Linked DNA regions of Homo sapiens: region 2 is linked to region 1. Evidence: chromatin loops called from intact Hi-C (ENCODE). Cell type or tissue: dorsolateral prefrontal cortex. All regions are shown on one strand. Each heading gives the region's core, and the rest is flanking DNA. Links, peaks and the distances in the headings are about the cores only. Region 1 overlaps CNTNAP2 (contactin associated protein 2). Region 2 overlaps CNTNAP2 (contactin associated protein 2).

What was found. Hi-C counts contacts between places; a loop is a spot of excess contacts. Peaks named below come from ENCODE experiments on the same cell type or tissue, not always from the same donor. Only the 100,000 strongest peaks of a DNase experiment are listed, where the experiment ranks them.
Region 2: it touches region 1 in a loop (4-fold over the local background); 4 of 110 quality-filtered maps call a loop at or near these places.

The regions. Positions count from the first base shown.
Region 1 is chr7:147,426,760-147,438,826 of GRCh38, reverse strand. The region is part of intron 10 of CNTNAP2 (contactin associated protein 2); the gene reads right to left. Among named protein-coding and RNA genes, the nearest start is that of MIR548F4, 55 kb to the right of the region's middle. RefSeq lists an enhancer at 1,608-2,354. In dorsolateral prefrontal cortex, for the core only: CTCF peaks have their summits at 6,363 and 6,563 (motif pointing left); a DNase peak (open chromatin) is centred at 6,559.
Region 2 is chr7:148,136,371-148,148,437 of GRCh38, reverse strand. CNTNAP2 (contactin associated protein 2) reads right to left here. Exons shown (of 24, transcript NM_014141.6): 17 at 729-947. Among named protein-coding and RNA genes, the nearest start is that of C7orf33, 450 kb to the left of the region's middle. In dorsolateral prefrontal cortex, for the core only: a CTCF peak has its summit at 5,597 (motif pointing right); a DNase peak (open chromatin) is centred at 5,581; H3K27ac peaks cover 944 bases.

The DNA of each region.
Region 1 (12,067 bases), core at 2,559-10,558:
CATACAACCTACTGAGATTGAACCACAAATAAATTCAAAACCTGAACAGACTAGTAACAAGTAATGAAACTGAAGCATAATAAAAAGTCTCCCAGTAAAAAAAGCCCGGGACTTGATGGCTTCACTGCTGAATTCTACCAAATATGTAATGAAGAACTAGTAGCAGTCCTACTCAAACTATTCTAAAAAATAGAGGAAGAGAGAAATAGTTCCAAAATCACTGTATCATGCCAGTATTACCCTGATTCCAAAACCAGACAAAGACACATGAAAAAAATAAAACTACAGGCCAATATCACTCATAAAAATTGATGCAAAAATCCTGAATAATAGCAAACCAAAAAAAAAATAATTCACCATGACTAAGGGGGATTTATCCCTGAGATGCAGGGATGATTCAACATATGCAAATCAATGTGATACATCATATCAACAGAATGAAGGCCAAAACCGTATAATCATTTCAACTGATGCTGAAAAATTATCTGATACAATTCAGCATTCCTTTTATGATAAAAACTCTCAAAAACTGGGGATAGAAGGAACATATCTCAGCATAATGAAAGCCATATATGACAAACCCACAGCTAGCATCATATTGAATGGGGAAAAACTGAAAGCCTTTCCTCTGAGATCTGTAACATGACGAAGTTGCTCATTTTCACCACTATTATTTAATGTAGTAATGGAAGTCCTAGATAAAACAATCAGACAAAAGAAAGAGATAAACGGCATTCAAATTGGAATGGAAGAAGTCAAATTATCCTTGTTTTCAGATAGTATGATCTTATATTTGGAAAAACCTAAAGACTGCACACAAAAAAACTATTAGAACTGATAAATTATGTAAAGTTGCAGGAAACAAAATCAACATTAAAAATTAGTACCATTTCTATATGCCAACAATGATCAATCTTAAGGAAATGAAAGATCTCTATAATGAAAAGTATAAAACACGAAAGAAATTGAATAGGACACCATAAAATGGAAAGTATTCAATTTTTATGGATTGGAAGAATCAATATTGTTAAAATGTCCATACTACCCAAAGCAATCTACAGATTCAATGCAATTCTTATCAAAACATCAATGGCATTCTTTACAGAAATAGAAAAATATCTTAACATTTGTATGGAACCACAAAAATACCCAGAATAGCCAGAGCTATCCTGAGCAAGATAACAAAATTGGAGGAATCACCTGACTTTAAATTATACTACAGAGCTATAGTAACCAAAATGGCCTGGTACTGGCATTCAAGTGGACAAACAGATCAATGGAATAGAATTCAGAAACCAAAAACAAATTTATACACCTACTATGAAATGTTGGACAAAGATGCCAAGAACCTACACTGGAAAAAAGACATTCTGGAATATTAGAATCTAAAAAGAGCTGAAAGGAATGTTACAAATAAAGAAAATTCCCTAAAATAAAATAAAGCAAAAGTCATTTGGCCCATATGGTTAAAGGACAGGGTTTAGCTAGATGGACTTTCAGAAAAAGCTCTATGCAGCCCAGTGTCATAAATTGGGCCTCACAGTATACTTGCAAGTAACATCAAACTACATACTTTCCAATTTCACACTGTCTCCTCTTTATTTCATTCCACCTCATTATCATAAATGTAGGAATTAGATATTCACAGTATATCAGCAATCCCTCTGGTGTTGGCTTCTTTCCAAGTGTGTCCAGGCCACATACTAGTTCCGTGATTAAAACTATGTGAAAACCAAGTGTTCACCGAGACCAAGATGGCCTTAGCAGTTCCCTCAGCTGGACTAAACTTTATACAGGCTTCCTCCTGACTCTAGGTCCCTAACTTCCCTTTCTTAAAGCATTTACTTTAGAAAACAAGTAATTGAAACTCTTTCTTTGCCCGATTGAGATGTAAACCTTTTTTTAAAGCTTCTTGTCAGTTTTAAAACCCTGGAATGTTTTCCTTAAGCACCCAGGAGCCATCACTTTGAAATAAAAGCATTAAAGGGATACAGTCTACACCTGAGTGTGGGTGGGAGCCTAACTTCAAAGAGCCTTGCTCTAAGTTGTAAAACTACCTCCTGTCATGAAGATAGGAGAAAATTTACTTCATCTGTGGGTAAAGCCAATTAGCAAGCACAAATGGCCTACACAGATTCTCCCATCCCAGCTCTTAAAAACTCTTCATCCCTTTGTTTCAGTGGAGTTGAGCTCAGGCTGAGTTACAGCCTCTCTCTTCTGTTACAATAGTTTTGAATAAAGCCTCTCTTGCCTATGTAACTTTGCCCAGTGTAATGTTTGCTTTGACCAGGTGTATTCTGAGTTTATCTTGTAATTTTCACACTCATCTGCTTTTTGTTTTCTTATTGTTTTTTAGTCTGTTTATTCCCTTTTGAAATAAGTGGATTTTCTCAGGCCATATTATAGTTAGCCATGATTTTCATAACTCTGATATAACATCAAATTAAAAATTTTTAACTGAAATTTAAAATTTCTGGAATAAATTTATTTAATTATATTTCTTGAACCAAACAAGAATGACAAAAATAACAACAAAAACTTCTTGTTGATGTTTTTCAAGAGAGAAGGTTCCCTGGCTAGTTAATAAGGGTATCTAACCTAATTGGTATATGTGATGTTGCTTTAGGAAGAATAAACTATTCAGCGGCTTAATTAAATAATGAAATAAGACCTCTTTATTCTTCTAGTAGCTTATAATCTTATTTCAGTTGCCCAGGTGGGGCTCCTCTGTAGGATGAAGCTGGAGAGGGCCCCATGACTACTCTGGCACCATTGTTGTTTACGTTTAAATGATAAATTGGGATATTTGAATGGTCACATGAAACTTTTAAATCCTTATAAGGTTTAACTATCCAAAAAATAAAAGAAATGAAAAACAAAACCACTGTAATAAGAAATAAGGAGTAAAAAGAGAGATAAGTTTTATTACATACTTATAATTTGCCAGGCACTTTCTCCAATGCATTATGTGTGTTATTTTGAAAATCCTAATAGCAATACTAGCAATAGGTGCTATTATTCCTATTCTACAGATGAAGACACCATGGCCCTAAGAATATAAATACCTGCCTCAAAATGACACAATTAATAAATGGCAGAGCTTGGATTTGATAACCTAGGAAGGAGCTCGGCACCACACCCAACGTGTTTAACTGTTTCACAACAGTAGCGTCTAGGCTTGCAGCCTATAAACATTAGAAATTAGAACATTGGATGGAATAAGGCAAATTATACAAAACTACCTAAAATGGCCAGGTCTCCAATAACAGCCTTGCTAAGTCACAAACATTCTTGTGTATGAAGAAATGTTTTTGTCTGCTTCTTGCTGCAATCCATGGATATATAGTCTCAGATCCTAATGCCTAAGGCAGTGATTCTCCAAGTGTGGTCAGTATCACCTGGTTATATGTAAGACGGGGAAAATTCTCCTACTCTAGCAATCAAGCCCTCCTGGTGAGTCTAGGCTTGCTCAAGTTCCAGAATCACCGGTCTAAGGTGAATCTTGGCAGAGATCCTTACCTCTGCTGCTGTGATGGCTCTCGTGCAGTTATTATCTTAATAATACCCTGCAATGATTTGTAGATTTCCAACCTGCAGTGGGCTCTACTCATTTATTGTGACAAAACTTATAGGGACTCTGCCTTTTCTGAGCACAATTTGGTCTTCAAGACCAAGAAAGTTACATTTCAAAATCTTGGCATTTCCTGTGTTACCCAGAGCAGGGTTTGTACAAAATGCTTCCTTCAGATCTCTGTGTTGTATGAATCAATATAACGATCGCCATTTTTCACTGTCCTGTTGCCTCAAATTCAGAAAATAAAGCTACTGAGGAAATCTGTATGAATTTGGTGCACCCCCACCTCAACCCTCACACACAAATACCTGAACCACAGGAAAGACAAAAGATGATGTGTGGCATGAGAGTTGAAACAGAGGCCAAGTCTTTTAGGTTACTGCCACAGTCTAAAGAGGAGGAAGAGGAGTCTGGGCAGCATAGTCTGCACAGCTTAGTCTGCGCAGCATAGCAGACCATGGCGAACTTACTTAAAGTGCTGTGACTTCCAAGAGGAGCAGGTGCTCCATGTACAACTAAAGCTACAGAACACTAAAGAAACCACTTAACTTACTTTTAGTCCACTCTTTTAGATAAGCAAAACCAGCTTTCATACCTGGTTGTCAGCATCTCATCAACATAGGCAAATCAATTATATGCAGAACAAGACTATCCTTAATTGTATTTGTTTAAAGTCCATATACAATTAATACATGTAGACGGAAGATATTATGAGCCTTTAAATATTATTCTTGATTTCTTTTTCCTTCGGAAAAGTGCTAGACAATTCTATCTCTCTATATACAAATTAGAAGGGAGTGTTCAAACAGTAAAATGAAATAGATACATAATTAATTCAATATCTTGGTAGACAATATTTCAATTTTGATTTTGAAATAATCCTGGAGAGGCCTTTAGAAATACACTACAAACGTGAGGAAAATAGGGTTTTTGAGTGGTCACACACTAGGTCCTATTTTCATATATCTACTTTAAACTGAAGAATAGAAATCAACATAATTATTAACTGGAATGGTACAATATTTTCTCAAGATATTAATCTCAGCAATTGTGGTACAGAATACTACAACTATTAGCAAATAGAGTGCATAACCTTGAACAGGAAACCCAGTTGAATAGGCATCAAGAACATATTTCTTCACTTTCTATGCTCAGTTCTAACCTTGCAGGCTCTGTGACATTCAGTAAGCCTCAACAAAGCTCCTTCATTTTTTTTCCTATTAAGCTTGGATTATTTTAGAGGACTGATAAGGTATTTATACAAAGTAGAAAAAGCTTCTGAATACTTTAAAATGCATGTATTATTTAAAAGGACAACAAAGCACTGCTATTTTAATATATACTAATTTCATTGTTCTAAGACATCTGAACATGTCAAAATTTTGTCATTGTTCCTACCAAGGTCATACAACAAGACATATCAAAGAAAATAAGTTCCTTTTCGATTTTGATATTTTGACTTTCTTTTAGACATTCACAGAGTTCCAGGTAGTAACATAGCTCTGTCTACCCACAGGCAGTTTGAAAACACCCACAGGCACTCATTTTTTTGTAGTTCGTAGGACACGGAGGAGAAACCTTGTTCACAACAAATTTTGATTGATCTGAAAATATGAAAATCCTAAAATAGGTGGAAAATTTCATAGGTAACATTACATTCCAATATAAAATTCACAACTTGTCCTCCTCAGTCATCAACACTTTTGCCTGAAAGGTCTCTTTTTTATTGATTTACAAAGCAAATATGAGTCTTCACTCTTATCACCAAGAAGTTGTCCCAGAGTGCCCTGCAGATAACAGTCCTTTCTTCTCAAGATCCAAAAGTAAAGCAAACACGCTGTGACCAAATGAACTACTATAGATTGTCTACAACTTTATCCCAACTCCAATCAGTTTCAGGCAGAATTTTCAATTGAAAATCCATGTCATATTGTGAGGTAGAGAAAAATAATAATGCATTTATCGCCTAAACAAATTTGTCTTAAAATGAATGCAAATTATTCGCCCACGGAACTTAACAACTCTGAAAAAATAGTATTTTAGAGGATGATGGTTGAAGATTTAAAAATTATGATATAAAAGAGGCGTCACGACACAGGGGAAAGATTCAGCACTCTGCGGATGGCCACTATAACAAGGACATTTTTTAGTGCAATGCTGATTTCAAATGTCCTGTGCTGCTGGTGAGCCAGGTAGCAGTCCTTGTGCCTGATTATCTACCTTTCTGTTTTGAAATGAATCATACATGTCACTGCCAGGCACCAGTGTTTTAGAGCTTATGTGTTACATCCTTGTTAAAGGCTATTGGGTGTGATAAATATTCAAATAACCATGCGAATGCATATTTAATCATAAACTTAGGTAAGTGCCAGTGAAGGAAAGCAGCACAGCTCTAAGAGTGCATGAAAACCTAAAGGGCTTTGGGGTTTAGGAAAGGCCTCTGTAGGGAGGTGATGTCTGGGCTGTGTTTGCAGGATGAAGGGGGGTTAAGTGAAATGGGCAGGATGTTCCAGAAAGAACACTGGGTGACACTGGATGACAGGAGGAGCATATGATTTCAAAAAACACTGTGACTGTGGTTGGGAGATTAGGAGGATGAGAGGAGAGAAATTGTGTGGAAATATGCTGGAACTATCAGCAAGGTCCAAATGGGGTTTCTTGGTGCTCACTGGACAAATCTTTGCTGGGCAAATTTTGTGAAGCATATTTTAGATAACCAATGAGACTCACAACATGTAGCTAATGTGGGAAGTAGTGATATTGATAAATAATACTTAATGTCATACACTTTGGGCATACAACTGAACTAATAATTTCCTTGGTAGAAAACTTCAGCATGATTTCTATTTTTTAAAAAACACAGCTTTGTCTCTTATCTTCCTTCTAAAGCTGCGATTCTCAGTAAGGGCTGATTTGGCCTCCTTATCCCTCCCAAGAGCTATTTGGCAATGTCTGGACACAATTTGCTTGTCACAACTGGAGGGGGTGCTATGCCATCTAGTGGGTATAGGCCAGGAATGCTCACCAAACATCTCACAATGCACAGAGACCCCCACAGCAGGAAATTATGTAGCTCAAAATGTCAATAGGGCTGAGGTTAAGAAACTCGGTTCTAAAGTGTTTTAACAATTTAAAGAGTTTTCCATGGTCTCTTGACCTAATGCACAAGATAGATATTTGTGAATTTTCCTACACAGAAAACAAGGGGCGCAGGTCAGATTTCAGGATATAAGAAATGGGAAATGCATTTGAGATGCATGTTAAACAAACCCAGATATACTGAAAGGCAAGTCTTCACTGGGAATTAAATTTGGGAGTTTTTAGAGTACTCAGAAATCAAATCCATGGAAGAAGTTAAAGAACAAAGAGAAAGTGCTTAGTGCAGAGCCTTCAGGAACTTCTAATTGCCAACTAGGTAAAGGAGAATAAGCCTAGAAAAGGAAATTAGCAGGGGCAGGCAGAACTCAAAAAGATAGAGAAAAACAAGAGTGGGATGTCATGGAAACCAACATAAGAAATTGTTTCAAGAAAGATAAACTGATTTACAGTGCCAAACATATCCCAGAGAAAAAAACAAGGAGAGGACTGAAAAGTCTATTTTATTAAGAGACATGGCGGTCATTAGTGACCTTTGTGGAGGGCTGTCTTGGTTGAGTGATGGAGGTGAAAGCCAGATTGGAGCGGTCCAGGATTAAGTGGCAGTGTGGAGCTAGAGACAACTCTTGTACAAGTCTTTATTGTAAAGAGAAGCAGAGGTTGTAGGGGCACATGTGTGAAATCAAGATTAATATGGGACAGACTCAAGTATGTTTAAAGGCTGATGGCAGTGATTTGGTTTGAAGCTAGCAGTGCAATATACAGGGAAAAGTTTATAGTTTAAAGTTTCTCAGAAGCTATTAAAGGGACAGGTTCCAAAAGAGATAGAGAGACACCATCTCTATTGTCACAGGAGGGAAAGAATAAGAAAATTTATTGATTGTTTTACATGGAATTCATTAAAGGTTTGTGACCAGATATGTAAGAAGAAATATTTATCAAATAAAAGAAAAATGAGAAGTGGTTGACATTAATCACTTTTCAATTGCTCAAACCAACCTAATCATGAATTCAACAAGCCAGTCATACCATATGACCTGCGCTTCTCCTAACCTTCTGTTGCCCATGCTGTTCCCTTCATCCCATGTATCTTTTTTTTTTTTTTTGAGATGGAGTCTCACTCTGTCGCCCAGCCTGGAGTGCAGGAGGGGCGTGATCTCGGCTTACTGCAAGCTCCGCCTCTCAGGTTCACGCCATTCTCCTGCCTCAGCCTCCCGAGTAGCTGAGACTAGGCCCGGCTAATTTTTTGTATTTTCAGTAGAGACGGTGTCTCACTGTGTTAGCCAGGATGGTCTCGATCTCCTGACCTCGTGATCCACCCACTTTGGCCTCCCAAAGTGCTGCGGTTACAGGTGTGAGCCACTGTGCCCGGCTCCTTCAACCCATGTATCTTACCTACTCTGAGTTCTCTGGGAATGTTTCTCTGCACCCTATAATGCTCCCTCCTCCTCTGTGTCCTAGTTGGACTCATCATAATGTACTGTAATTATTTCTTTACTGTTTAATTGCTGCACTAGACTATGATCTCCTTCAGGGCATGCTCACATCACATGTAGAGCACTGGTGGGTGGTGCCTGGCAAAGACAGTTGATAAACACTTGCTGAGGGGATTAGTTTTCCTCTTTATTTTTCAGGTAAACATCTTCCCATTGGATTGCTAGCTTGTACTGGCAAAAGATATATGCACATGTACCTCTGAGAATACTTTTGAATAACCTCTTAGAATACAGGTTTCTCTAAGTATCTTCACTGAACAGATGGGTTAATCCTGAGATGGTTAGAAAAACCAGTTAAATAGGAATTCTGCTAACTAAAAGCCAAAATTTTGTAATCAAGCCAATTAACTGGGTCATTATCAAATCTCTTTCTTCCTAGGCTGTGACCTCATAGAAGGCAGAAACTTCTTCTAGCTAAATATATAATGCATTTGTCAAAATGTTTACTTAGAAAATAATTGTATTTGGCTCATGGTGAGTTGAGAGGGAAAATGGGATGAGAACACAAGAATAAATAGATTCATGTTTCTGACACCAAATATCTATTTCCTGCTTTGACATCTAGCATATACAACTAAGTCAAACAATCCTAAAATTAATATGAAACCAAAAAAGACCCCACATAGCCAAAGCAAGACTAAGCAAAAAGAACAAATATGGAAGCATCACATTACCCAACTTCAAACTATACTACAAGGCTATAGTTACCAAAACAGCAAGGTACTGGTATAAAAACAAGGATGTACACCAATGGAACAGAATAGAGAACCCAGAAAAAAAGCCAAATATTTACAGCCAACTGATCTTTGACCAAGCTGACAAAAACATAAAGTGGGGAGAGGATACCTTATTAAACAAATGGTGCTGGAAAAATTGGTAAGCCATATATAGAAAAATGAAACTGGATCCTCATCTCTCACTTTATACAAAAATCAACTCAAGATGGATCAAAGACTTTAAGATGTGAAACGATAAAAATTCTAGAAGATAACATCAGAAAAAACTCTTCTAGACATAGCTTAGGCAAAAAGATCATGACCAAGAACCAAAAGCAAATGCAACAAAAACAAAGATAAACAAATGGGATCTAATTAAACTAAAAAGCTTTTGCACAGCAAAAGAAATTATCAGCAGAGTAAATAGACAACCCACAGAGTGGGAGAAAAGCTTCACAAACAATGCATCTGACAGAACCTACAAGGAACTCAAATCAACAAGAAAAAAACAAATAATCTCATCAAAAAGTGGACTAAGGACATGAATACACAATTCTCAAAAGAAGATATACAAATGGCCAACAAATATATGAAAACTTGCTCAATATCACTAATTATCAGGGAAATGCATACCAAAACCACAATAATATACCACCTTACTCCTGCAAGAATGGCCATAATTTAAAAAAATCAAAAAATGACAATCTGCAATTGCAAAAATAAGGAAGACTAAATATCCATTGACCAACAAGTGGATAAACAAAATGTGGTGTATATATATATATATATATACACAAACACACACCATGGAATACTACTCAGACATACAAATGAATGAAATAATGGCATTCACAGAAATCTGGATGGAGATGGAGGCCAACATTCTAAGTAAAGTAATTCTGGAATAGAAAAATCAAACATTGTATATTCTCACTTATAAACAGGAGCTAAGCTATGAGGATGCAAAGACTTAAGAATATTATAATGGGCTTTGGAGAATCGGGAAAGAGTGGGAGGGGGATGAGAGAGAAAAAACTACACACTGGGTGTACTGTACTCTGCTCAGGTGATAGGTGCACATAAATGTCAGAAATTACCCCTAAATATCTTTTCCATGTAACCAAACACCACCTGTTCCCAAAAAACTACTGAAATAAAACAACAGCAACAAAATCACAACCTTAGAAGAGCAGGTATTACAAAAGTAGGACATAAAACACAGGGGGATTCTTCCTCTTGTCTCCTTATCTTTCTAAAGCATGAATCTGTTTTAAGTGAATAATGGAAGTTCCAAAAGCAGAGAATCCAACTTATAAATACACTCTAAATCCTATGTAAAAGAAAGTGGTAACTTCCGTAGAACAAACTGAATAATAAACAACAATTAAGCTTCAGAAGAAAGGTCAACTATAAATTGAATCCTCCATTCTAGGGTAGAAGACAGTAGCAATCTAATTCAATGCAATTTATGTAACGCTAATTGTATTGCCAATTTTAATCATTAAATGAGAAGTATGAGATGAAAGAAAAGTGTGAGAGAGGGCCTTCATCTTACACTGTCTAGATGAAAAATGAAGATATCAAATAACAATACAAAGTAGTTTTATTACTAACTGAAAAAAAAGGCTGCAAAGTTAGTAAGGGCAAAGTCATTTAGCAAATATTTATTGAGTAGGTTATAAGGCTCAAGCCTTAGGCAAAGTGCTGAGGATTCATTGTAGGTTTGAGTATTCTGAGAAGTCTTCATGAGGAGGTAAACTGAAGCTAGACTATTTGTGATTGCCTCAATTTCCCCAGTTCATCATTCATCCAATGACAAATCAAGCTGTACTGTTACTGATTAGTATTTCTTTTAATATGAGCCAACTAAATCTACATTTACTTTGATTTATTTGTACTATTCTTTGCAACTGAAATTTTCACGTTTGAAAGATAATGTTACTATTTTTTTAATTTAACTGAAACCTAAAATTTAAAAATTTGCCAGATTTTCCTTGCCTTATACCCTTTCTTTTAGCATTCTTTTCTAAGATTTACATATTTAGGTTTGCATATAAACAGTAAAAGCCATCATAAACAAACAGTTGGGGTATGTCTAATGCAGCTTTAACATTGTCCTCTTTTGAAGTCCCAAAAAAGATAAAGGTTGATTGCCTGGAGCCCTCTTGGAAAATGAATAACAGGCAGAGAGTGCATGTACCTGCATTTGTAAATGGTAAAAGCATCTCTGAAAAATATCTATTTTTAGTTAGTACTTCTCTTCATGTACTTCATTGTGGCTGCCGTTCAATTCTCTCAGTTTTCAATGTGAATATGATGTAGTTTATGTACTCCTTGTTGTGTTCCCTATTGGTTATCTACCCACTAAAACACCCAATCTCTGACTTAACATTCAAAAACTCTCCATGACGGGGGCCTCCTGGTTTTATTTCTACATTTTATCCAAACTATTGTTAAACTTTCTCACATATCTCCATGCTCAGTCACCGTTGCCTCTGTTTGCTCTGATAAGAATCATATTGTTCAATGACCTTATCTTATCTCTATCTGTTGAAAGAACCCATATTCAATAAAGCCATTCCACATACTTCCAGGTAAGACTGATTTCTGTTTTGCAGTGGTTTGAATGATGGTGGCTTCTCCAAAATTCATGTTGAAACTTAATCCCCAATGCAACTGTATTAAGAAGTGTGACTTTTGGGAAGTGATTACAGCATGAGGGCCCTGAATGGGACTAACATCCTTATAAAAGGGTTCAAGAATACATGGAACACTCTCTTTCTCCAGGCCATCCTTTTCACCATGTGAGGAGACTGCATTCTTCTCCTCTGAAGGATGTAGCAATGAGGCACCATCTTGGAAGAAGAGCAATCCCCATCAGACACCAATCCTGCTGGTGCCTCGATTTTGGACTTCCCATCCTCCAGAACCATGATAAATATATTTCTATTGTTTATAAATTACCTAGTCTGTGGTATTTTGTTATAACAACACAAATGGACTGAGACAGTTGATTATCAAAAACCACCTGGCAATACATCTATTTGTGATGATTTTTATGTCACTTATATTTACAGGATGAGTATAAGAGTATTCATCCATCCATCCATCCATCCATCCAACAAAAACTAATTTATTCCCTAAAAATCTATCACAAACTTTTCCCCAGGTGAGACACTGAAGAC
Region 2 (12,067 bases), core at 1,295-9,294, 710 kb before region 1:
AATTTCCTAACATATGAATATTCTCAAAAACAAAATTTAAAATTCAACTAGCCATGGGAAGCAGGTATGAATTTGAAGTAATTTTAGGTTCATCTGAAATATGTCAGTAGCAGAAAGACAGGTGAAAAAGATTAGACTGGGTGTCTGGATCCACTTCTTGCATAGGTAGTTTAACTTTTTGATCTGTTTAAATTTCTTTTTTGTACTGATCTTTTTTCCTATGTCAGGAAAAGTCTAAATCTTTCTCTGCCTAGAACCTTGAGAATAGGCAAGAAAGGAATGGCTTTATATTTATCATTTCAAAAAAATCTGAACTTAGCCCATTTCCTCCCTCCCTCCCTCCCTCTCTCCCTTCCTTCCTTCCTTCCTTCCTTTCCTTCCACACAGTTACAAGTGCCCCAAATGATCAAATAACTTTATACACTTCTAAAACCATAAACCTAAAATTGCAGATATTAGAGAGACCTGAGAGATGTCTCAGCCTGCACTCTGATTTTATAGCTGAGGACAGTGAGCTCCCAAGAGTGGAAGTGGAACGAGATCTAGGTCTCCTGAAACTTCTTCCTTATTCCATTCTGTCTTGAAGGAGACTACAAGAGGCCAACACCTTTACTTTTGGAAGGATCTCTATATCAAACCTTGCATAGGCTGATTTTTTTTTTTTTTTGTATTGTGCAGGCTCTTAAAAATCAACAGAGGGAAGCCATGGTTACCTTTCCATTACTTACCCACAAATAACTGGCTGTAGAGCTCCAGGCGGGTGTGGCCTTCTGTTGGGGCCTTGCGGATCTGCTGCGGTAGCCGGTCCACCTGTAGGCTGGCCTGCTTGACATTCCTCTCTGCAGTGACCCGGTGCCACTGGTCATCGTTGAGAGGGGTTGGTGACCTCACTACAATCTCTACTGGCCCATTTCCCACATCAAATGAAAAGGACACTTCTGTGGCAGCTGGAGGAGCAGAAAGCATGAAAAACATGAGTATTTTTCTCCCAGATACCAAATAGCAGTAAATTCTAGACGACAAACAAAGCAGGGAGAGGAAAAATCATCTAAGCCTGTCACGTCCTACAAAGGTCGATGGCAAAATCAATGGAAGAAGGATAAAATGTCAATCATTAACCATTAATAACCAAGGGTGTTTTGGGGGGTCTATGTGTCAGGTATATATTTATTTCCTTATTTAATTTTAGAAGCCTTCCAAGATGTGACCATCATTGACCCTCTCCAGATAAGGAGACTGAAGTCTGGAGAAGTTAGCGCATGTTGAGTGTCTTAGATTCAGTAAGTTAGTGGAGTCACGAACTGAACCAAGGTTTGTCAGATTTCAGAGCCTGATATCTTCTAATTCCACATACAATTTACCTTTTCAGTAAGTAGCTCCTTGGGAAGTGATTCATAGTCACCTGGAGATCTCTTGAAACACCTGTGTCCAGAGATTTGGACTCAGTTGGTCAAGAGTTGGCACTGGTATTTTAAAAAAACTCCCCAGGAAATGTTAACACATAGCTAGAGTTGAGAGCTACTGCTTTGGGGGAATTTATGAAACTTGATTTCATTGATCTTTATACTCTTTTGAAAGTTGGGGACCCTTGAATTGTTGGTGTAATGAGGGTAACCTATTGTTGGTGTAATGACGGTGACCTATTGTTGGTGTAATGAGGGTAACCTATTGTTGGTGTAATGAGGGTGACCTATTGTTGGTGTAATGAGGGTGACCTACATTTTATGACCACCTGTGCCTACCTGAAAGGTAGCACAACATTTCTGGAGAATAATCCCTGTCGTACATCGTCTGTTGCAAACCTTGGTTATTCCCCATCTGGGTTGTAGGCTCCTTCTCATAACCTACCCTCTAGCACTGACCACAAATTCTTTTTTTTAGAGATCACCTCCAAATCAACCTTCCTCTGCAATTAGTCACCTCTCAACAATTGGCAAATGGATTGGGTGGTTGCTTTATTAACTTTAGCTATAAGTAGCTTTCTAATTTCACATTTTATATTTTATGTTAAGTTCCTCAGTGACCACCTAGTGCTTTATAAACAAGCTTTTTAAATGTATATTTTTTCTTGTGATTGACAGGAGAGGCAGCCTCAGGCTGAAGCAGCACACACGTCTTCAGCTCCCTTAGGCTGGGTGAATTCTTCTCAACATTAAAGATGTGGCACACCAGTGCCTAACTTTGCTTATAAAGATATTCAGCCCCTCTGTCCATCAATAAGCTTTCCACCTAATCTCTAAGCAGTTTAATTAAATATCTGTCATTTTTTTTTCCTGGGCTAATGGAAAATTCAGCTTCTTTTGGCTGGTACCATTTTAAGACGATGTCACAAGCAATCAAACTTCTAATTTAGAAACCATGGTGGGCCAGATTCTCTCAGGACCTAGACTGTTCCCTGCCTCTGTGTTGGGCCCCTTGGAAAGCTGCATTAACTTTATTGAGCTACAGGGATATTAGACACAGAGCTCAATTTAATCAACCTAATTGTACCAAGGAATTTTGATCCTTCATGTCGTTAGCGAGAGAACTTTCATTTCAACACCTGTGGTCATTGGACACACACTTCAGAAAAATATCTCATCTAAATTAGAAGCCCCTGCCTCCAGGGGTCATTGGGACTGGATTGAACTTGCAGGCCAGTGACCTCCATCAAGGTTTCCATGGAAGTATGATCAGAATGCAGGAAGATGATAATATGACCCACAGGCTGTGTGATCTTTCTCTGTAGTTCTGATACAGCAGATGAGGAAAAAGTAGCCTTGGTTTCAGATTAAATCTGTTCTGTTCTCATAACACTGTATTTTAGCAGGAGCATTTTTTAAATGTAAGTTGTCAGAACAGCAAGAGAACGAGGGTTCCTGGGCTAAGTAGGAAAGATTGTTTCATTTTAAAGGCATCAACTGCCATCAAGGAAATAGAATTTAGGGATAAATTGAGTTTAACCCTAAGGTTTGACTCGTAGGGATAAATGCTGTTCTAATTTCCTCTGTGATTCTCCTACTGCTATGATGAATTCGTGTCCAGGTCTTCAAACTGTCACTACTTGGAAAAACTCTGAGTGCCAGAAGTCGCTAGAAAATATCTATACTTTTTGCTTGTCCCAATAGATCCCCTATTTCTTCACCGTCACCTTAACATCAATATTTTATTCTGGAGAAGGGAAGAAAGTTGCCAGGACGATGCCGTAGCTCAGAGCCTCTCACCCTAATGGGATACAGTAAGAGGGACTCAAGGCCAAAGGACCCCACGAGCAACTTTCTTCCCAAACAGCCTCCATTCAGGCTCTGCTGGAGAAATATTTATGAAGTCAGCACATTCCACACCCCTTCCGTTGCTTCCTCAGGAAGGATCTGAAAGACCCACTGTGAGAGCCAAGGAAAGGGCTCTTTTTTCTCAGCCACTCAATGTCAGCTTCCCTGACATTGCTGCGGGAAGCCTTTGAGAAATCCCATCCCCCAGTCAGACAGCCAGTGTGTTTTAAAAGCTTCTAAGTTCAGTTTGTGGCTGATTGCTCTTGGTCTTCTGGGTGAGAGCAACTGACATTTTAAAAGAGATAATTATAGAGAGAGTGAGCGAATAAAAGGGAGACAGCATAAAAGACACTTGAGCCAATGACACTGTCCTCGCTTAATGTGTGTCTCCAGTTGGAGACTGAAGTGTTGCCCTGTTTCTGCCTGTGAAAAAGGAATTTCTTATATACCGAACAAATTCTCATTTCCAGAAATAAGTATTTGAGAATTGGATGCATATAGCCTGGCTCATTGGAAAGAACACTGTGCCAAACATGAATGGTTGCCTTTCCATGAGTATCAAGAACTGGGAAGGGTCTGAGACTTTACCCCACTTGCAGGCTAACAAGTTAGCCATGGTTTGATGATGCTGGCAGAACCATAGTTTAACATGGCCACAGTCTGATGATGCTGGCAGAAGACATGAAACTCCTGGGTCAGAGACAAAGGACTTCTTTACTCACAACACAGCAGGCAGCCTGAGCTTCCCGTTCACATTGCTTTCCCTTGCAGGGGAATGCAGGGCATCCCAGGTGGATGCTGCACATGCAATAAGTTTGCTTCACAGCTGAGGGACCCTGGACTTAGGAAACCCCAATCTTTTTACAGTAGCTACTAGCAAACTTGCTCAATTTCTGCCCCGGAGAGTGACATTATATTTCTTACTCTGGCCATGAAATAAATCTACCCTCTGTCCCAGAGGAAGACACTATCTGTATCTTCCAAGGCTGTTAGCTATACACACATCCTTAAAAAAGGTATAAACAAAGCTGTCAATGCTTCTTGCTCAGAAGGCAGGCAAAAGTGGAAGAGACCCATGGAGATTTTTCTCCCAATAATTAGTCACTTTCCCTTTTTTCTTTGTGAGCTAACCGGATTTTGCCCTGGAATCTCTGTGTTTCCAGAGTCTTGCACTTTGCATAAGGACAGCCCTACCCAAGGCCCACAGGATGGATCTGGATTTAATGAAGGCAAAGATGGCAATTCCAGGCTCCTTGCCAGCTACCCACTTTGGATGAGACACATAATTCCCTTCTAGCCAATGAAACATGAGTGGAGTCTTTTGGTGAGTTATAAGGAAAAGACAGTCCCTTTTCTGCCCCTTAATATTGGGTGGGAAGCTGTGGTTCTTAATGTTGCTGGAGCTGCCTCACAAATGTCAGAGATACAGAGGACAGAGAGGACAGAGGATGAGCCTGGGTCATGGCTGACATTGTTCAACTTTTAAAAATTCTTTATTTGTATTTTTTGAGACAGGGTCTTGTTCTGTCACCCAGGCTGCAGTGTGGCAGTGTGATCATAGCTGACTGCAGCCTTGACCTCCTGGGCTCAGATGATTCTCCCACCTCAGCCTCTCAAGTAGCTGAGACTACAGGAGTACACCACCACACCTAGATAATTTTTGTATTTTTTGTAGAGATGGGGTTTTGCCATGTTGCCCAGGCTCATCTCGAAATCGTGGGCTCAAGCTATCCACCCATCTCAGACTCCCAGTGTGCTAGGATTACAGGCATGAGCCACCACACCTGGTCTACTCAACTTTTAAATTAATCCCAGAGCCATCTACCTTAGGATTTCTTATGTGAGATATGCTGTTATGTTATTGCTCAAGCCATTTTTATTGTAACTGAAAGCATCTTAACTGATATAGAGCCTCAGCTGTTTGGTCTTTTCACTTTTCACGCTTCAGGCCTCAGTTTGAGGTCCAAAGTGAGGATTATATCCATAGTTTCCCAAAAGTTCCTGTGTCCAAAATGTGTTTGAAACTACGGAGAACCTCTAAGGTTCTTTCAAATGGCAACATTCTATAATTTTTCAAGAGATTCTAAGAGAAATAAAATGAAATACAGCTGGTCTTAATGGTAATTTTAGATACTGAATCATTACAGGGAGAAAAGAGAAATACTAAAAGAGAAATACATAAGGTGGCATATTGCCATCAGAAAAGAATATAGGTGGAAGAAATTACTTTCTAATAAAGCAGGCTCATGACTTCATCTGAAAGGCTTAAAGTAATGATTGGGACAAAACCATGGAGAGCTCTTGGCATGTTCACGCTTCCCCTTCCAAGTGTAATTCCAGCAGGTGGCACTATTTGCTCTCATTCTAACTCAACAAATCACTCCAAGCTTAGTATATTGAGCGATAAATTTAACAACTGACCAATACCAGGTGTTTTTGGCTCTAAGTTTTCTCAGCAGGTGAGGGAGCATTTAGATATTAGACCACAGTTTCAGTTGAAGTAGCAGAAAAAATTTGGCCATTCAGTACAGAACAGGATAAGAGAAAAGAGAAGGAAAGTTATATAGCATGAGCATGATGGGCAGACCAGCTAACACTGTTTAGTTTTGGTAATGATACGTTTTTTCCATTCTAAAATAAGGTTCGAGGGGTGGCAGCTTCCTGGGGGATCTTCTGTACAATAAATCTCATTTGAGTCATACAACAAAACTGGTAATTGGTAGAACAGATATTTCAGCCTCACTCTATGGTGAACAGTGTTATCAATATCTTTTTTTGTTTCCTGTATTTTTTTTCTGAATGAAGTACTAACTGTACATCAGAAGATAAAAGGATTTATTTAACACGAAAGGGTCATGAGAAGAGGCAGGAAGGCTGAAAATAAGGTCGCCATGGGAATCAGAGAGATAAGGAGAAAGAAGTAAAGAGTTCATCTATGTTCCTAATTCAAGGCCAACTGCTGCACCTATACACGGGATGCCATCCTTCCTACCAGCTCAAGGACACCACTCTGACAATTCTCCCCTCCCTCTACAACTGGGTTGTTATACAAACACACACACACACACACACACACACACACACACACACACAGAGACATATCTCTACTCTTAACAACCACTGGCACTATAAAACCTTTCTTTTGACCTTATCTATCCCAAAAGTTACCATTTCATTTCTATGCACCCTTTTGTTTCCAAATTCCTTGAAAGAGATGTCTGTACTCCCCATATCTATTTCCACTCCTCTTAGTCTTCCTCTAATTCCACCACATAGGACTTTCTCCTTCACAACATTTGAAACTGCTCCTGCCCCAGGGCCTTAGAACTTGCTGTTCACTTTACCCAAATAACTCTGTGGCTGAGCGTTTACTTCTCTGCTCACAAGTCATCATATTAGAAACTCCATCCCTAAACATTCTATGTTAAATAACAAACTTCGCTCTCAGCTGTCCTTTCCCCTTTAATCCTGATTTTTAAAAAGTCTGCATAGCATGTATCACTATCTGGAATAATATATATGTGGTCCTGGCCTCAGGAAGGCAGAGGCATTTTCTGTTTTGTTCATTGTTCTCTCCTCAGCACTGAGAACATTGCCTGCCACACAGTAGATACCAATTTGTGAATGAATGAAAGGATGAATAGAAACTACTCCTGCCTAGGAAGGCAACAGTGATCACATGGATACTCTGAAAAGAGAAATCCACTCATTTTCCCAAGGCCAGCCGAACTAGATGGAGTTCCATCTTGTATTCCACAAGCATCTTTCCCAAGAGCACAAAGTAACTCAATGAATATTTTCTCAGTCTAAGAGCATGCTACATTAGTTATGTCTGTTTAAAACAAATGTAGCTAAACGTTATTTTCAAACATATGATGTTTGAGGACTAATGGCTTGCCCAAGATAAACTCACCAGTGGAATAAGAAGCAGAATTTTCTCCCTTTGCTTTATTGCATGCTAGTTTCACTCTACTTGTAGGAACAGGGACCTTGGATCTTAATTACAATTCTCAAGTTTTGGCCTACATAAAAAACTGCTAAAGGAAAATGCTTAAAATGCATATTCCAATGCTTCTGTTACAGAGAATCTGATTCAGTAGGTTTGGGGTGGGGCTTTGGAGTCTGCATTTTGTTAATGCCAGGTGATTCTGACGCAAGTGGTCCTGGAATCTTACTTTAAGAAACATTAGGAGTTTCAGGTTTCCTTCTAGTAGTAAGTCCTAGGAATCTTTGCTTTCTTGTCCTCAACAGAGAGATTTTCAGAACTGTGTAATAGAGAATTTAGCCTTGCCCTCAAGAGGTCTGGCCCTTGCCTTTGGCTTTGGGAAGGTAATATCTAAGCCCTTGGGATGTCCTGCCTGGTAAGCATGTCTTCATTTGCCTGGGAGCCTTGGGTTATTCCAGATAGTCTAACATTGTGTTTTAGGGGTAGGGCCACACCAGATGGCATTTAAGATGGGGCCTGGGCTGGGTGTGGTGGCTCATGCCTGTAATCCCAGCACTTTGGGATGCTGAGGCGGGTGGATCACCTGAGGTCAGGAGTTCGAGACCAGCCTGACCAACATGGAGAAATGCCATCCCTATTAAAAATACAAAATTAGCTGGGCGTGGTGGCAGATGCCTGTAATCTGGCTACTTGGGAGGCTGAGGCAAGAGAATCACATGAACCTGGGAGGTGGAGGTTGTGGTGAGCCGAGATGGTGCCATTGCACACTCCAGCCTGGGCAACAAGAGCGAAACTCTGTCTCAAAAAAAAAAAAAAAAAGAAAAAGAAAAAAGATGGGGCCTTACCATGCCAGATTGACCAACAATGTGATGAAGGGTGTGGGGCTTTGGCTTATATTCTCCAGCCTTCTGAGGGGCTGGAAACTGAGGTCAGCCATGTGGGCAATCAATCATTCCTATATAACGGAGTCTCAGTAAAGACTCTGAACATGGAGGCTCAGGAAGCTTCCCTCATTGGCAATACCCCATGCAAATTGTTACACACCCGTTCCAGGAAAGAAATGTGCTCCTGAATCTATATAGAGAGGTTGACTGTAAACTCAGCATCTGGTACTGTTCCTGGACTCTGCCATCTGTGCTTCTACCCCTGTCTGATTTTCACGTGCATTCTTCACCCATAATGCAGCATGAGTATAGCAGCCTTCGGCAGCAGAATTCAGTGAATTCTGTGAGTCCTTCTACAGAACTATCAAACCTGGGGGTGGTTTGGGGAACTTCTGAACTTGCAATTGGTGTCAGAAGCATATGCAGTCTTATGGGGAATGTGGTCTCTCTAAATTTGCAACTGGTTGTAACTCCACAAAAACAGAAACAATCACATCAGCTTAGAAGTATGTGATTGAGGCTGAGCACGATGGCTCATGCCTGTAATCCCAGCACTTTGGGAGGCCGAGGCGGGTGGCTTATGAGGTCAGGAGTTTGAGACCAGCCTGGCCAACATAGTGAAACCCCATCTCTACTAGAAATACAAAAAATTAGCTGGGCATGATAGAGGGTGCCTGTAATCCCAGCTACTCGGGAGGCTGAGGCAGGAGAATCACTTGACCCAGGAGGCGGAGGTTGCAGTGAGCCAGAGGTTGCAGTGAGCCGAGATCACGCCACTGCACTCCAGACCAGGCAACAGTGTGAGACTCTGTCTCAAAAAAAAGAAGTATGTGATTGAATCCAATAATGTTAAGACCTAAAAGCTTCAGTGAATAGACTTCGACCCCTGAGCCCACCCTCACTGATTAGTCAGGAAACTGAGGCTGAGAGACACTAAAATCCAGTAATGACTAGATATAGAGCTTTAGTTTTCCTAACTACTGTATTGCCTGTCATATTATGAAGGAAATAAAAAATGACCTATTTTTCTTTTAGTATAGTTTTAGTTTCTGAATGTAGAGATTTTTAGAGTCATATATGCATATTCACACCAGAAAACTTGGTGTTAAACACATCTGAAAATGAACATTGGCAAGAAAAATTTATTTGAAGTCTTCTGGAAATTCTTCAAGGAAATGCCTGGAGCTTAGGAATCAATGTTACGAACTCATTTTAAAATCTCTGGTATCTCGATAACCTCTTGAGTATAAGAAGTATTTCTCTTTATGTATTTTGGCCTTTAAGCTTTTTATTATGGTTAAAAAATAACTTCACAAACAAAGACATCCACAGAGAAAAGGAAGCAAAAGGGAGATACCATTGGCCATACAAAAACAGAAAGCTGTCTTTAAAATGCAAAGCTCTTCTAATTTTAGTTTTTCTATGCATTTAACCACCTTTTGAGAATAACTCCTTGAATATTAATAGGCCTATATGATTTAAAAAGAAAGAAGGCAAAAATAGTTCCAAAATGATATGTGGCTGGCAACAATCCCCTGTACCCCATGTAGGACTTGCAGTTGGGTTTTAAATACCCTCTTGTTTGGAAAGAGCACAGCTGTTCATTGGGCAGACAGTACCCATTTTGGAAGAATAGATAAAGGTCCCAGATGGTTACTCTGGGGATAGAGTGTTGTAATAAAGGGAAACCCAGAAGCTGCTTTAGAGAAACTCTGAAACTCATACCTAAGGATCCCCTAGAGATGAAGAGGAGAGCAGATTGAGGAGGGGATGGACTTCAAAGAAGTGTTTCTTCCGACCATATTCAGGTTGTGCGGCAAAATGAGAAAACTCATTTAAGGAAATGTGCTTTGGTAGAAGACTAGGGGTGATTTATTAAGTTGGTTTGAGGTGATGTCAGAGAGAGCCAGTTCATCAAAATACATGGCTTTGGAGAGTGCAAGGAGAAAGGAGAATTTGGCATCCAAAGGAGGTAATAAAACTGCAGGTTGAAACAACATGAATTGGGGGAAAAGCTGACAAGTTTCAACACAGACCAAGCTGAAGCTTACAAGGAGACAGCATACAAGTCAATTAATTGTGCCTTCTAAATAACTGTGCTATGCATGGCTATCTTGATAGGGACACTGATAATGAGGAAAAGCCAAAGATGAACTCTGAGGATGAAAGGCTATGGCTTTGGAAGGAGCATGCTTGCTAGTGAGAGCTTTAGATAAGTCTATCAGAAGGAAAGCAGCCAAGGGGACGTCTGTTTTCTGGTTTCTGTGGACTGACTTGTGACTCTGCCGATAGGTTGTATCACAGGTAGTATTTTTCTCTCTCTGTTTTGCCACAAATTGTTTCCTTTCTATCAAATCCTTTCAGTGTCACCTTGATATGACTTCAGAGAAGATCTCTGTAATGAAAATTAAAAAGTGCCAAATGAGGACATATATACTACATGCTATAGGCTCAGAGTATAAAAAGAGATTGATTCTGTTTTCCATTACAACAACAGATTCTCTTCAACTACAGTGCATTTGCAGTATTGGACAAATAGTGGAGAAAAAAGTAAAATTATGCTGCAGATCAACAGAGACTTTAAATGGGAATGGAGAGACATTAGAGAGGAAAGGAGAACCTTCCTTCCTTCCTTCCTTCCTTCCTTCCTTCCTTCCTTCCTTCCTTCCTTCCTTCCTTCCTTCCTTTTTTTTCTGAGATAGACTTTTGCTCTGTTGCCCAGGCTGGAGTGCAATGGTGTGATCTCAGCTCACTGCAACCTCCACCTCCCAGGTTTAAATTATTCTCCTGCCTCAACCTCCCGAGTGGCTGGGACCGCAGGCACGCGCCACCACATCTGGCTAATTCTTTTGTATTTTTAGTAGAGATGGGGTTTTGCCATGTTGGCCAGGCTGGTCTCGAACTCCTGAACTCAGGTGATCCACCCGCCTCAGCCTCCCAAAGTGCTGGGATTACAGGCGTGAGCCACTGTGCCCAACTGAATCATTTTCTATATAGCAAGCTTTCTTAAAGTGTGAAAGACTTCTATAAAAGTGCCTTTTGCCTTAGAATCGTCACAAGAGATGCATAACCAATTTAAATTATTTTATTAGTTTTTCTGAAGCTATGCTTAACTTGATCTTTATCGTCTACTTAGTAATGAATATTAGAAATGAGGAAACTAAGGGTTGAACATTAAAAATATAGAATCTCAGAATCTCAGGTTTGAAAGTATCCCAGGATAAGTGCTCCTTTAAAGTTGTAGAAGAGTTAGTAGACCCTTGAGTTCATATGTTTCCATGTATGAAAAATGACAGAAATCACTTCACAGCATCCCTTATGGTTGTGTCAGCCAACTTCTACTTAAGAAAAGCATTCCTCTGGAAATGGATATTGTTAAACAATAATACCAATTTTTCACAGAGTACGCTTCCTTTGTTTTGGATAACAGCTGAAAATATAACTTTCTTGTATAGATTGCATAAAACATTTTTGCCTCCCTAAAGACTGCGCATATAAAATACGTGAGAACCCTTTTAGGACTAGTTTGTACAATGTTCAAACAAGTACATTTACTTTTGTTACGATTTAGTGAACTAATGGAACATGATTTTTCTGTAGAGTAGCTCCATCGAGAGAACAGTTGCAGGTGGGGTTAAACTCATCTCCAGCCTCCATCCTGGGATGGTTTGACATACTCTCAACAAAGAGAATGAATGGAAACAGCTTTGGGGATAGGGTCATCGGTTAGCAGTACTATCCAGCTGTTCTAGTCCATTTTGCCTTGCTATAAAGAAATACTTAGGGCTGGGTAATTTATAAAGAAAAGAGGTTTATTTGACTCTTGGCTCTGCAGGCTATATGAGCATAGTGCTGGCATCGACTTCTAGAGAGGGCCTCAGAAGCTTATGCTCATGACGGAAGGTGAAGGAACAGCAGCACATCACATGGCAAGAGAGGAAGCGAGAGAGAGGAGGAGGAGGTGCCAAGCTCTTTAAAACAACCAG